Regions from separate parts of the Homo sapiens genome. Here all the other regions are linked to region 2. Evidence: chromatin contacts called from ENCODE Hi-C data. All regions are on one chromosome and are shown on one strand. Each heading gives the region's core, a stretch centred on a gene start or an enhancer-like site at or near the end of the contact. The rest is flanking DNA. Distances are from core to core; before and after follow the strand shown. Region 1 holds the start of PPP2R1B (protein phosphatase 2 scaffold subunit Abeta). Region 2 holds the start of KBTBD3 (kelch repeat and BTB domain containing 3). Region 3 holds the start of ALG9 (ALG9 alpha-1,2-mannosyltransferase). Region 4 holds the start of ARHGAP42 (Rho GTPase activating protein 42). Region 5 holds the start of PTS (6-pyruvoyltetrahydropterin synthase).

Region 1 (2,700 bases), core at 73-2,572, 5.7 Mb before region 2:
ACTTCCAAGAACGCTATTTATTTATTTATTTATTTTAGAGACGGGGTCTCACTCTGCCGCCCAGATTGGAGTACAGTGGTGCGATCCTGGCTCACTGCAACCTCTGCCTCCCGGGCTCAAGCGATTCTCATGTCAGCCTCCCGAGTAGCTGGGACTACAGGCTCCCGTCACCAGCCCAGCTAATTTTTGTATTTTTTAGTGGAGACAGGGTTTCACCAAGTTGGCCAGGCTGGTCTCGAACTCCTGGCCTCAAGTGATCCGCCCGCCTCGGCCTCAGAATCCCATGTTTTAAAAAAGTTTGTCTCCTACACTGCATTTATAGTTTTATTAATCAGGCACATAGAATTACCATTTCGGAGCTTGTGATCACCATATGTAGTTATCACTCCAAGCTGCTTAAATTCCAGTCTAAAACAAACAAAACATTCTAATTATTCTGTGCTACCCTGACAGGGGTAAGTGAAAACTTTCCATTCAGGTTTGTAAGAACGAGCTCCCAGACCTCCACCTCTTCCCCTTGCTGCCTCTGAGGACTCTTGGAGGTCTAGGGAGGCCAGTTTGGGTTTTCTTGCTCAAGAAAGTAGCCACCCCACCCAATTTGGAAGGATTAAAGCTTGTCCTAGTTTTGCTTCATTGTTGTACTTCTAGCATGCTAAAGAGCTAAAAAATGGGAGGAAGAAAATACAACAGAAGGCACCATTCCAGTACCAAACTGAAAAGAAACACAAAAACAAGAGAGCAGCATGTTTTTAACAGCTTGCGTGGAAAAAATATTGACTGGGGAGTTTGGACAGCACTGTTCATTTTCTCTCACCGCCCGCGTTATTTGTCTTACGGAGCAGGAGCCAGATACCATTCTGGAGAAAGAGCCGCGGGAAGAGGTGGAGGGGTTCTGTGGAAGTTTGAGTCTGAGCGGAGAAATTAGGGCTGGAGATCCAGTGGCTCAGGGCCAGGAAGAAGTCAGGGGAGGTGCTAAAGCCTTTTTCCTCCTGGCCTCGGGCACTCTCTTTGGTCCGCCTGAGTCTTAAGAGGGCACAGCGCAGATCATTCAGGTAGGTTCCTGGCTCCTTCAGACTACAACGAGCTGGATGAATCCCTGTCCCTGTTTCTTTCGGCTGGGGAAAGGACGCAGGGGTTCCATTCGCTTTCTTAGCCCACCCGTCTTCTTGAGTTCAGACCTACAACTCCTGCAGTGGGGGTCAGAAGGGAGCCTTAATCATCGGGACAGAAACGCGGCTCCCCAACTTCGGCTAAACCAGCGTGGCGGCCTTCGTCCCTACTGCCTGGGCGCGGGGCGGGGCCTGGGCGCGGGGCGGGAGGCGGTGACCAGCAGCAGGAGGAGAAAGAACATGGCGGGCGCATCAGAGCTCGGGACCGGCCCAGGAGCAGCGGGTGGAGATGGAGATGATTCGCTATACCCGATCGCGGTTTTAATCGACGAGCTCCGCAATGAAGACGTGCAGGTACTGGACTGAGGCCGGGGACCCGAGGCGAGACCGGCTGGTCGCGTGGTAGAGAAGGGGGAAGGCCTGCGTCGCGGTGGGGGTGGCCGAGGTACTGAATGAGTCGGACTCGTAGCAGAAACTTGAAGGGGAGGCGGGGAATGCTCCGCGAGGGGCTGTGGTGACACGCCCCGACCCTCCCGGGTACCTCTCTAGTAACCTTGCTTCGGACCCCCTGAGGCGTCCGCCCGGAGCCTTGCCCTTCCCGGGCGGTTGTCGGGGAACCCGCTTCCCGCCTGGGCGCCCCATCCGGGCCGTGAGGTGGCCGCGTCTCTTGGGCGAGGGAGCAGGAGAAGCGCGGTGCCAGGCCGAGACGGGGCTGGAGCGGCTGAGGGGCGCAGGATGCCCAGAAGCCCTTTGAAGTGCCCCTGGATCCCTTCATCTCGGCTTGGAACTGGCTCGGCTTGTTGGGTAGAAAGCGGGGGTGGGATGGCCGATTAATCTGGACGAGTAGTGTATCCGCTCTGTGGGAACTTTTCTTTGAAACCACAGGTGTTGTATTCAACCGTTTCACCTGCTTCACCACTGCCAAAGTGCTCTCTTTTTAAAATTATCTTACTTCCTAGGTGTTGTATTGTCTTTCCTTCATTTCTCTTCCGGTCCCTTCTGAGTGTTTCTCCTGGGAAATCCTCCGCCGGCTAGTGAGGCCGAGTTACACTTCTTTTTGGAAGTCCTTATGAGCTTCCTTAACAGTAAAATCTAAATGAAAGGTTATCTTCATTCTTACCCCTGTGTCATAATTTCACCTGTTAGCACCTTTTGTCTTTTGATCTAAATTCAGCCGTTTCTTTACATTGTTCTTCTTTCTACTTTCTTTTCTGAAGCTCCGACTCAACAGTATTAAGAAGTTATCAACAATTGCCCTAGCACTTGGAGTAGAAAGGACCCGAAGTGAATTGTTGCCATTTCTTACAGGTATGTGAATCTTTGTTTAAAGAAAGGTAGGGACATTCCATTTTCCAGTAGCTTTCAACACTGACTTTTTTAGAGTTTATTACCCACATTAAAATGAGCCAGGTGTTTTTTGTGCAAAAGAAACAGAACAGAGTATATTGTTAGTTGTGGCTAGATATATTCAAACATCAACCATTTAGCTATTGAAAGTAATTGATACGGGAGTATGAATTTCTAATTCGTTGTGCAAAGCAGATACAGGAAGACGGTTGAGAAGAAAGAAAATGCTGTTAGGATTTTGACT
Region 2 (2,700 bases), core at 33-2,532:
CTACATTTCAAACAGAAAGTGTTTCAATATGGGACATTTTTAAGAAAGGACTGTCTTTTAAATGATGGTAATTCACGGTTGTTTCAAATTGCACCATATTGTACAGATTACTTGTTTTGAAATCCAGTTTTCCATTTGTTGCTTCAAAATACATAGCTAAAATAAATAAATCTACGTAAAATACTGTTTCCCATGGCATCTAGTGAGGAAGGTATCCTCTCTGGCTTCAATTTCATTGGCTTCAATCCCGGGGAGCGCAGGGCTACAAACTAAATCATACTGTCAATAATTTCTAGGGCCTACCACGTGCAGGGAGTCCTTGGAGAATGATGGGATATTTAACAGGCAGAATAAGCATAGGCTATGAACGCACACAAACAAAAAAAAATAACATTTAAAGATAAAGACATAAAAACATTCATTACAGAAAAACCCAATTTTGTCGGCCTTCCCTACACTTATTTCATGGTTTAGGAGGGTCTCCATTTGAAATAACAAGGGGAAAGAGATAATGTTTACAGCCATCGCGGCCTCCAAGGCGGTTACAAAGGCCGTGGAAACCAGGCCGTGCGTCGCCCACAACTCCGCAGCGCCGGCTGCTGTCGCCCGGGCCGGCCACAGGCTCCACAGCGAGAGGGTCGCGGCCAGCGCGGGAGTGTCGGGTCTCCACAGCCCGGCCCGCCTCCCCCAAGATCTGCTTCCTAGGCTCTAAATACCAAAAAAGACCTGTAGTACCATGGCTGCCTTAGCGTCCCGGGCAAAGACGAACTGGCCAATGCGCTCCTTCTCCTCGGGCTGAATCGATCGCACTGCCAGCAGCCATTCGGCTCGGCTCGGCAGCCAAGTGCCGCAGGAAAAGGCCCAGCGCACGCCCTCCATGGATGGCACCAAGCAGAACCGTTTGGCAGGGAAAACCATACACTGAAAGCGGACCTCGCCGCTATCTCGGGCCTGATGGCGCGGACGCAAACGTGGCCCCACCCCCTTCTTCCCGGCGTCCGTGCGCAGGGGACGGGCCGTCGCTACGCAGACTGGCCCACCGACAGCCCTCCCAGCCCGCCCCCGACTCAGCCACCTCCTCTCGGAGAAAGCAGCTGGGGGCGGAGACGGAGATCAGCCCTGCGCTTTGCGGCATTGTATGACGTCAAGTAGGCGAGGCTTCGGAGGCGAGCGAAGGGCGGGACCAAGGCCAAGAGCCCGACAGTTACGCCACTCACACTTGCGGAAGAGTTAACGGGACAGCGGTGCAGGCCAATCGCAACCAGTCCTCTGGAGGCAGGGAGACTGGGGTGGAGACTTCGGAGACTGCAGTTGCAGGTGGGTGAGCTCCGGGGTCTGAGGGAGGAGTGGGATGGTAGCCCTTATTCTCAGGGTCTGAGTTGGCCCCTGTGACCCACAGAGAAGAGAATGTCCTTGGCTTCAGCTGCTTCGTGTACGGGGCACGAGAGGTTTCCATCTCTAGGAGGGGGTCTGCAGTGGTGCCCCCTGCAGTTGTGCAACGCATCAGCCCTGAGTTCCTTCTTTCCCTGCCCCCATCCGCATCAGCCTAAGACCCACCCTCACACAGTACGCTCCCGACCCTTAGCAGCAGCCTACCTGAAACCCTCCCTCCGAAGGCCGAGCAGAGGCACTATCCCCAGTGCGCAACACTGACCCCGCCTGGATCCGAGGCTGCCAGCGAGCAGCTGAGCTAATGCTGGCTGTTTATTTGGGGCGATGAAGCGACCCAGGTGCTGTTTTGCTATTGCCAAGCCTGGGCTAGAGCACTAGCGAGAAAACAGGATTCCATTGTTGAGGTATCAGTGTTTCCATCATGACAGAGGTCCTTGCTCTAACAGCAACAGAAACAAGTAAATAACTTTGCTCAGTTATTTTCTCAGACTTTGCGAAGGGTCATATTGATGTATGTCTGTTTCCTTAGTTGTTCCGTGTAGGCTGTTGTTGACTCTCGTATGAAAGCCCACGCGATCCAAGTGCCCTGCAGGTTTTGGTCCAGGGAAAAGTTGGTCTCTGCAGATGACTGTAAATGACTACCTGGAGGTCGATTAAAGTGCGGTACTGCGGGATTCAGCCGATTTCCTTCTTCCTCTGACTGCCCGGAAATATCAGCCAAAGGCCAGCGGTAGTAATTAACACAATTACCTGCCTATGATTTCTGTCCTATTTAAGATGGGTTCTATTATGTTTTTATCTATACTTGTCTTCATTAACTTTTCGTGATATCATAAGCCCCCCGAATCCCTCGAAAGTAGATGGGATTCTGAGCACACACACACACAAATTCAGATCCCCAAAGGACAGTAAAACGAATTATTGGCTTAATATATCATCTTAGCTAACCAAAAGCCTGTGTCAGCTGCCATGTTGAAAATCTGCTTACCAGCTGCAGGGAGCTTACAATCTGGTAAGGCAAATAAATCATACGCATAAAAAGTACAATAAGAGACAGTGTAAAGATACGTAAGTGATACTAATACCCATATCAGCAATGATCATAACTCACTTCTCCATTTTTAACTAAGAATCATATAACCTTTCCTTCTTGTCGTTTTAAACTGATTTTTATAACTTTGATACATTACGTTTCTGTTTCCAAAACACTTCTGTGTACGTTATTGCACATGTTCTGTGCACTAGTTATTACTGATGGAGACAATGAGCTCAGAAAGAGAATTTGTTTAAATTCAGGAATTCATATCC
Region 3 (2,700 bases), core at 187-2,686, 5.8 Mb before region 2:
GTTAATGTTGCACAGGATGAATTTGAGATGAGTGATCCCTGTGGAGATGCTATTGTGTTAGTCCTACGTAGACAGGGAGGGACCTGCATTAGACTTAAATGAAAAGGAGGAGATGGGTATATGAGATACAGTTAGGCTGGGTGTAGTGGCTCACGCCTATAATCCCAGCATTCTGGGAGGCTGAGGTAAGTGGATCACTTGAGGCCAGGAGTTCCAGACCAGCCTGGCCAACATGACGAAACCTAATCTCTACTAAAAATACAAAAATTAGCCAGTGTGGTGGCAATAGTCCCTGCTACTAGGGAGGCTGAGGCAAGACAATCTCTTGAACCTAGGGGGCAGAGGTTGCAGTAAGCTGAGATTGTGCCACTGCACTCTAGCCTGGGTGAGCAAGGAAGACTCTTGTCTCAAAAAAAAAAAAAAAAAAAGAAGAAAAAGAAAAGAAAAAAAGAGTTAAGCTGGATATTTGAACTTGGTAACTAATGACTGCATGTGAGAATTGAGCAATATGATCAATCTCCATTTTCAATACTTGGGAATTTTTAGTAGGAAATCACAACCTTCTGAGACCTTGTCAAGAGATTAGCATTCCCTCTATAAACTTGTCCCAGTTACTGGCATGGAGCTCGACAGGGTAGGATATAGCTCTGTGATTAGAGGAGTGGATAGAGTGTCAGGATTAGATGAATGACCCCCAAGATATGGGGGTCACAGGTATGATATCATCAATGTGCCAGTATAAAAATGATTGTAGGAAATGAAGACCTTTCACCAGATCTGGTGGGAAGAGAGAGCATGGGCTTTCCGGTAAGATAGTCCTGGGCTGGAACATAGCTCCACCATTTACTAGCTCCAAGTTTATTTAGTTTCCTGGTAAATAAAACAAGGTTGTTGTATTAAGTTTAAAAAGGATAAAATATGTAAAATGCCTACCACAATGCCGTAGTAGCGATGACAGTGATGGACATCTGGTTCAATTTGCCGCACAGAATTTCATCAGTCTACACTCTGCCATTACCGGTTTGTCTCTCTGAAGCAGTTTTTAGCTACAGGCTGCCTCTGTCACTCTTACCAAAATACAGAGAAGGCAAGGTGTTAAAAATGACATTTTAAGGACCTTTTAGTAGATAGCTGTGCTGTGATATTTAACTGAATACTTCACATCTCACTATGTAGATTTCTTTAATCACTTTCTATTTGTTTTTTCATTTAAATAGGGGAGCTGAGAGGTGGTTTTTTTTTTTTTTGAGAATGGAGAATGCTGAAAAGTGACGGAAAAGAGGGTTGGAGGGAGGTAGGAATGGCTAGAGTTAGAAGCAGGTGGATGGGACAGCCCTGATGAAGAAACTCCTCAGGTTCTATTTCTTCGCTACTCGGGGATCTGCCCCAATTGGCCCAGTAACGCTATAATTTAGTATTTTCTGCGCATGTCAAGGTCTTTTGTCCCTCGGCGGACACCGTTTGCCAGCCAAAGCTATGTCTGCGCGCTCACCGACTTCATAGGGTGCCGAATTCTTTTTTCCCCAGGCTTGCCATGGCTAGTCGAGGGGCTCGGCAGCGCCTGAAGGGCAGCGGGGCCAGCAGTGGGGATACGGCCCCGGCTGCGGACAAGCTGCGGGAGCTGCTGGGCAGCCGAGAGGCGGGCGGCGCGGAGCACCGGACCGAGTACGTGTGCGGCGCGGCAGGGGCGTGGCCGGCCGGCGGGGCGGTTCGGGGCTGCCCCCGGGAGGGTCTTAGCTGTGGCGCGCGGGGCTCAGTCCGGCCTGGCCTCACCGCGGGAGGCCCGAGCTCCCTCTTCAGCTAGGTCCTATTGGTCTTCCTGGGCGGGTCAGCATTCAGTCTTCGCCCACCTTAGATCCCTCCACTGCGCTGTAAAACTGCCTTGGAGTGCGGATCTGTGATGCTCCTGGGCCAGGCCTAGAGTGGGCACAGCCTCTGTGGGAGATGTAGACAGGATCAAAGAGTATACCTTTTACGGCTGTTCCTCACAGCTCCTTTTATTCTCCCTCAAGTCCCGACCCTTTACTGGGCCCATCCAACCCGCCATCACCTCTTCCCAAACCCTGGAGGCTGCAGGTTAGAACTGCATTAAGGGAGCTGTCAACATATGGAATTGGAGTAGGCTATGTACCTTGCACCTAGGCTTCTATCTGAACATAAGGGGGAATGAATAAAGCCATCAAAAGCAATGACCTTGTTAAGAAAAGAAAGAAAAGGAGAATGACAGCTTTGTGGCCTTCAAGTGAGTGATTAGTTGGCTTGGGATAAATGGAGTGACATAAATGCATTGAGCTAAAGTGTATGAGTTAATTTATGCCTTAAAAGCAGGAAGTGGAAGGAGTGATTGAGTGATTAAAGTCAATTCTTCAGAAGGCTGAGGCAGGAGGATTACTTGAGCCTAGGAGTTTAAGTCCAGCCTGGGCAACATAGCAAGACCCTATCTCATAAAAATTTTTTCTTAAAAATCTGAATTTTTATTAATTTTACTGAGAAAAAACAACTAGCTATTCACCTTTTTAGGTGAATAACTTAAGTGCTTTGATGTCCCTTGCCCTTTTTGTCCTTTCTATCTAGATTTAGGTCTTCTGATTAGCAGGTCCTTCCTGACATGCTTTTTTTTTTTTTTTTTTTTTTGCTTTTGAACAGGTTATCTGGGAACAAAGCAGGACAAGTCTGGGCACCTGAAGGATCTACTGCTTT
Region 4 (2,700 bases), core at 21-2,520, 5.4 Mb after region 2:
AGGTGTATGGGAAAGGAGGTGGAAGAAGCCCTATATTATAGACTATAACAGTCTTTATATTCTACAGATCATCAAAAGTTCTGATTGGCCTTTAACCCCTTAACTTTCATCCCAATGACACACCCAACACCCACACAATGCAAACCAAAACTAAGACGCACAGAAAACTTGCAGAGTTAAAATGCACTGGTGCCTTGCTGTCTTCCATTATCTTACAAAATGGCAAAACTGCAAATGTATGCTTTTTAAAAAGCCAACTCAATGACTGTGTCCAATGAAGAGCCACTGACGTATGAGAGACATTAATAATTTTCTTTCAATATCACTAAACTAGCCTAATTTTATCTTTAAGACAAACTCTTGATTCCCCCCTTAAGGGCTTTTTTAGTTCAAACTATTAATAGACACAATAAATTAAAAAAAAAAAATTAAAGTCCCCAACATCTTCCTAGGAGCATTACACAACGAGATGACTTTGAACGACTTTCCTCAGGATATATTCCAGTGCCCTGTAGAGAACTTTCCCCATCCCTGTAGACATGTGAGTAAGTAAAGAACACCTCAAGAACAAACTTTGTTGGCCACCAGCAGGGGAGCTCTTCAGCTTTTGTCCCCAAATCCATTCAAACAAAAGAAGCTCCGACTCCTCCAACCCACCCTTCGGACCCGCACCCCGCGGGGACTCTCCAGATGCGGGTGTCCACTCCCCCGCCAGCCCTACTTACTCCTCAACGCCCCAATGAGCAGAGAGCCGTCCTTAATGAGCTCCTTGATGAACTTGTTGGTTCGCTCCAGCTCAATCTCGTGACACTGCAAGCGCTCCCTGAAATCTGGGCTGTCCAAGTAGGAATCGCTGAACTCCAGAGTGGGCAGCCCCATGGCACAGGCGCTGCCAGCGGCGGCCGCGGACACGTCCGGGCCGGAGGTCAGGGCGGGGGCAGCCGGCGGCCGCGGCGGGCGCTGGGGTCGCGCGATCGCGGGGAAGGCGCCGGGACGCGAGGGGACTGATTGCGCGGAGGAAACGGGCCCCGAGCGCCGCGCCGCCTGCGCCGGGCTCAGTCTTCCTCCCCCGAGGCTAGGCGAGCGCAGGCGCGGGCGGCGGGCCGAGGCGCGAGTCCCCTCAGGTTGTTGTCATCTGGACGCATCGTCGTTCGGAACGCGGGGGCGGCGAGGCTCCGGGCCGCGGCCGGAGCAGGAAAGTTTCTCTCACGGCGCGCAGACACTTCCGGCAGTTCCACTCCCCAACTCTCTTGACAGTCGTCGGCGTTGTGAGCCAGAAGCAGCGCACAGCCGCAACTCCGGCCGGGCTGGGGAAACCCTCCCCCTCGGCGGACGCAGGCTCAGAGCGCTTGCAAATCGCACCCGGGCTCCCAGACCCTCCTCCCCGCCGCCGCGCTCCCACCCAGCGCCACCCCGCCCCTTCGCCCCTTTGCCCTCCTGCCCCACCCGTCCGCCCGCACTGGGCTCCAGGGCTCCCCGCGCTGCAGCCCCGCGCTTGCGCTCCGGCCTTGGCTGGGGTGTTAGCCCTGTCCCCTCTTGGGCCCCTGGTTTCGGCTAGCCCTTGGTGACACTTCGGGGTCCCTCGCTCCACAAAAGGATCTGACTCCCAATATACCTCCCCTAACAGTGTCCCCTCCACCCACTCCCTACAATTCTCTGGGAGAAAAACCAACGTTAAGTTTCCCTAAAGTCTGAGTATTTTGAAGCGTAGATGGAAGATACTACTGTCTAGCGTTCGTTTAGATTTTACTTCACACTTCCCCACCGAATGCATTTGAATTCCACGTTGAAAAATTGTCCCGTCGCTCTCCCACCCCTCAGCTTCAATGATCCAGCCTGGAGGTGTTTCTTCCCCCTGCCCCCACTCCATAGCTGGGAAGGTGGGACGATTTTTCAAGTCATCCTCACTCTGCTTACGTGCTCCTACTTCTAGTAGAATACCTATTTGCATCACAATAGTAGTATCTCCTATTGGCACCTGGATGGAATTGTCCTAGGAGCGGGAAAATTTTCAAATTGTTGAAGTGGACTGGAGTTTGAAATAAATAGTTAACTCCTACCCACAGGCTTTATCCTTCCTCCGGTGGAGGTTCACCTAATAAATTTCTGTTCTCTTAAAACCTTGACAGCAAAAGAAACGACTGCTTTACATCTCGTCCTGACATCATCTATAGGATTTCTGAGAACTCGGATATTGTTCTTAAGGATCTGCTTTTAATTTCTGCATTTTCATTGCTTTGTCCATATGAACCATCTGTTTAAAAACTATTCTACAGATCATGGGAAAAATTCCACTAAAGTGCTTTACATTTTTCCCAATTAAGTTTCAGAGCCAGTCAAGATTCTTGGTTTCAATTTTTTAAATGTACAGGAACATTAAAAATAACATGTAAACCTAAAACAGATAAGATAATGTAAACAGTATGGGCCAGGCGCAGTGACTTAACGCCTGTAATACCAGCATTCTGGGAGGCTGATGCAGGAGAATCACTTGAGGTCAGGAGTTGGAGACCATACTGGCCAACACGGTGAAACCCAGTTTCTACTAAAAAATACAAAAATTAGCTGGGCCTGGTGGCGCACGCCTGTAGTCCCAGCTACTTGGGAGGCTGAGGCAGGAGAGTCACTGGAATCCGGGAGGCGGCGATTGCCATGAGCCGAGATTACGAGATTACTCCACCGCACTCCAGCCTGAGTGAC
Region 5 (2,700 bases), core at 181-2,680, 6.1 Mb before region 2:
TAGTTTGGATGTTTGTCCCCTCCAATTGTCATGTTGAAATGTGATCCCCAGTGTTGGAGATGGGGCCTAGTGGGAGATGTTTGGCTCATGGAAGTGGATCCCTTATGAATGGCTTGGTGCCCTCCCTGAAGCAATGAGTGAGTTCTCGCTCTATTAGTCAATGGGCGAGCTGGTTGTTAAAAAAAGCCTGGCACCTCCTCTCCTCTCTCTTGCTCCCTCACTTGCCCTGTGAGTTGCCTGCTTGCTCGCCCTTCGCCTTCCACCATGAGTGGAAGGTCCCTGAGGCCTCAACAGAAGCAGATGCTGGTGCCATGCTTCTTGTACAGCCTGCAGAACCAAATAAACCTCTTTTCTTTATAAAATACCAGTCTCAGTATTCCTTTGTGGCAATGCAAAATGGAATAACACACCCCCACTTTCTCCTGCTCAGCCACTTCTTGTATTTAGAGTGCTAAAGTCTTTTGCACAAAATTTTCTCAGTGTACCCTCCACAAAATAGGCCAGATTGGAAACCCCATACAAGATCCCTGATGCATCCGTTACCTAGCACAAGCCCTGACAAGCACGAAACAAAACCTGGTTTAGCGAATGGAGGGATGAATCCTGTTAGATAGCGATGGTCATCCTCATTTCACAGACGACGATACGGAGGGCCAGAGGGTGGAGCTGGTTAGTGCGTGGTAAAATTCCTCAAAATCAACTCGTCAGTGCATGCAAGCAGTATGTATGATCGGGATTCAAATCCCAACTATGCTGCTTCGGAAACTGAACGTCTGGGCTCATTTTTTTTTTTTTTTCTCCTAGCCACTAGACCACCAGGGACTGGGTTCATCCAGTCTTTGGTAAAAAAGGGGCTAAAATTTGCCTTGTAATTACATTAGATATGGTGGCCAATGCTCCTGGCATACAAGATTAGCTAACATTTACTGAGTGTCTACGCCGCGCCAGGTACTGTGTAACATAGGCGAGTTTAACACTGCTGAGTTTCACAGCAACCCTGTGGTCTACACCAAGGGACTCCTAGGGGCAGAGACGTTTCTTCGAGTCGCAGAACCGGGTGTGGGCCCCGCACCCAGACGTGGGCCATCGCCCTCCGCAGTCGGCTCCGTTAACCATCAAGCTCCCCCACCCCTCCAGGGCTGGGGACACTCCAGCCCCCATCAGGATGCTGGAGGCCGTCCGAAGCCCCACGAAGCCGACCAGCGCGCGTCGCCCCAGCAGCCCCCGCGCCCCTCCCGGGCCCGACGTCAGCACGCCCGCCGGCCCCGCCCCGGTGACGTTCCGGGGCCCGGCGCCCACCGCCCGCCGCTGTACCTGTGTGCACACCCTACCTGTACAATCGGTGGCTCGCGCTGAAGGAGATGCGGCGGGACACTTGTGCCTGGCAGCGACGGCCACCACCTTCCGTGCTCATCTTCCCGGCGCTGTCTGCGGTGCTCGGCCGGCACCTCCTCCCGCCGCGCGGCCGGTGCCTCCTCCCACCGCGGCTGCGCAGTGCGTGCCAGACGCGCCCCTAGGAAGTGCGTCTCCGCTTCCGCTCTGGCCAATCCCGGCCTCGGGAGACAGTTAAGGGTGTCTCTCGCTATCTGAATCTCTTCGGAGAGCAAGATTTGGGATACCTAAGCATACCCTGGAGTGGTCAGGGTGGGTGGGGACCCTGTGTCCTTGATCTGTTTGCCCCGCCTGAGGTCACGCCACGTAGTTAGGGCCCGTCTGGGCACACTTTGGGTCCTGAGTGACCTCTCTGAGCCTCCTCTCCCACTCTCTCCTGTAAAGCTCCAGTGACTGGTGACTCAATCGGATGAACCCCAGGGCCACAGTCCGCTTTATAGACCAAAAGGAGCAGGAATTGAGCCAGGCGGGCGTGGTGACGCACTCCTGTAGCCCCAGCTATTGAGAAGGAGAGGGATCACTTCAGCCCAGGAGTCCAACCTGGGCAATAGAGCAAGACCCTCGTTTCTCTTTTTCTTTTTTCTTTTTAATTATTATTATACTTTAAGTTCTAGGGTACATGTGCACAACGTGCAGGTTTGTTACATAGGTATTCATGTGTTATGTTGGTTTGCTGCACCCATCAACTCGTCATTTACATTAGGTATTTCTCCTAATGCTATCCCTCCCCCAGCCCCCTACTCCCTGACAGGCACCGGTGTGTGATGTTCCCCACCCTGTGTCCATGTGTTCTCATTGTTTGATTCCCACCTATGGGTGAGAACATGCAGTGTTTGGTTTTCTGTCCTTGTGATAGTTTGCTGAGAATGATGGTTTCCAGCTTCATCCATGTCCCTGCAAAGGACATGAATTCATCGTTTTTATGGCTGCATAATATTCCATGGTGTACATGTGCCACATTTTCTTAATCCAGTCTATCATTAATGGACATTTGGGTTGGTTCCAAGTCTTTGCAATTGTGAATAGTGCCACAATAAACATACAGGTGCATGTGTCTTTAAAGTAGCATGATTTATAATCCTTTGGGTATATACCCAGTAATGGGATGGCTGGGTCAAATGATATTTCTAGTTCTAGATCCTTGAGGAATCGTCACACTGTCTTCCACAATGGTTGAACTCATTTACACTCCCACCAACAGTGTAAAAGCATTCCTATTTCTCCACATCCTCTCCAACATCTGTTGTTTCCCAACTTTTTAATGATCGCCATTCTAACTGGTGTGAAATGGTATCTCATTGTGGTTTT

Evidence for each region. Hi-C counts contacts between places; a loop is a spot of excess contacts on that map. Pooled maps may share reads with other maps.
Region 1: a loop to region 2 is called in a pooled map, with 11 times the contacts of the local background. The contact joins the promoter of PPP2R1B here to the promoter of KBTBD3 in region 2. A Hi-C loop is called at or near these places in 6 of 50 pooled maps.
Region 3: a loop to region 2 is called in a map of CD8-positive, alpha-beta T cell, with 21 times the contacts of the local background. The contact joins the promoter of ALG9 here to the promoter of KBTBD3 in region 2. A Hi-C loop is called at or near these places in 3 of 168 maps with a recorded cell type or tissue (CD4-positive, alpha-beta memory T cell, CD8-positive, alpha-beta T cell and naive thymus-derived CD4-positive, alpha-beta T cell) and 9 of 50 pooled maps.
Region 4: a map with no recorded cell type shows a loop between it and region 2 (11-fold over the local background). The contact joins the promoter of ARHGAP42 here to the promoter of KBTBD3 in region 2. A Hi-C loop is called at or near these places in 2 of 37 single-sample maps with no recorded cell type and 4 of 50 pooled maps.
Region 5: a map of naive thymus-derived CD4-positive, alpha-beta T cell shows a loop between it and region 2 (26-fold over the local background). The contact joins the promoter of PTS here to the promoter of KBTBD3 in region 2. A Hi-C loop is called at or near these places in 2 of 168 maps with a recorded cell type or tissue (CD8-positive, alpha-beta T cell and naive thymus-derived CD4-positive, alpha-beta T cell) and 7 of 50 pooled maps.

Annotation. Positions count from the first base shown.
Region 1 is chr11:111,765,011-111,767,710 of GRCh38, reverse strand. PPP2R1B (protein phosphatase 2 scaffold subunit Abeta) reads left to right here and starts at 1,322. Exons shown (of 15, transcript NM_002716.5): 1 at 1,322-1,463; 2 at 2,327-2,417. The coding sequence starts at 1,350. RefSeq lists enhancers at 1,257-1,306, 1,327-1,506, 1,393-2,296.
Region 2 is chr11:106,075,929-106,078,628 of GRCh38, reverse strand. KBTBD3 (kelch repeat and BTB domain containing 3) reads left to right here and starts at 1,282. Exons shown (of 4, transcript NM_198439.3): 1 at 1,282-1,317; 2 at 1,922-2,122. It overlaps AASDHPPT (aminoadipate-semialdehyde dehydrogenase-phosphopantetheinyl transferase), which reads right to left and starts at 967. Exons shown (of 6, transcript NM_015423.3): 1 at 736-967. The coding sequence starts at 918. RefSeq lists enhancers at 700-939, 1,250-1,359, 1,370-1,489.
Region 3 is chr11:111,870,317-111,873,016 of GRCh38, reverse strand. ALG9 (ALG9 alpha-1,2-mannosyltransferase) reads left to right here and starts at 1,436. Exons shown (of 15, transcript NM_024740.2): 1 at 1,436-1,665; 2 at 2,647-2,700. The coding sequence starts at 1,535. RefSeq lists a silencer at 1,491-1,800.
Region 4 is chr11:100,685,858-100,688,557 of GRCh38, reverse strand. ARHGAP42 (Rho GTPase activating protein 42) reads right to left here and starts at 1,270. Exons shown (of 24, transcript NM_152432.4): 1 at 726-1,270. The coding sequence starts at 879. ARHGAP42-AS1 (ARHGAP42 antisense RNA 1) reads left to right here and starts at 603. Exons shown (of 2, transcript NR_133571.1): 1 at 603-925. RefSeq lists enhancers at 506-875, 1,196-1,245, 959-1,669 and silencers at 896-1,065, 1,366-1,555, 1,606-1,900.
Region 5 is chr11:112,225,158-112,227,857 of GRCh38, reverse strand. It overlaps PTS (6-pyruvoyltetrahydropterin synthase), which reads right to left and starts at 1,430. Exons shown (of 6, transcript NM_000317.3): 1 at 1,332-1,430. The coding sequence starts at 1,414. RefSeq lists silencers at 498-792, 1,150-1,559.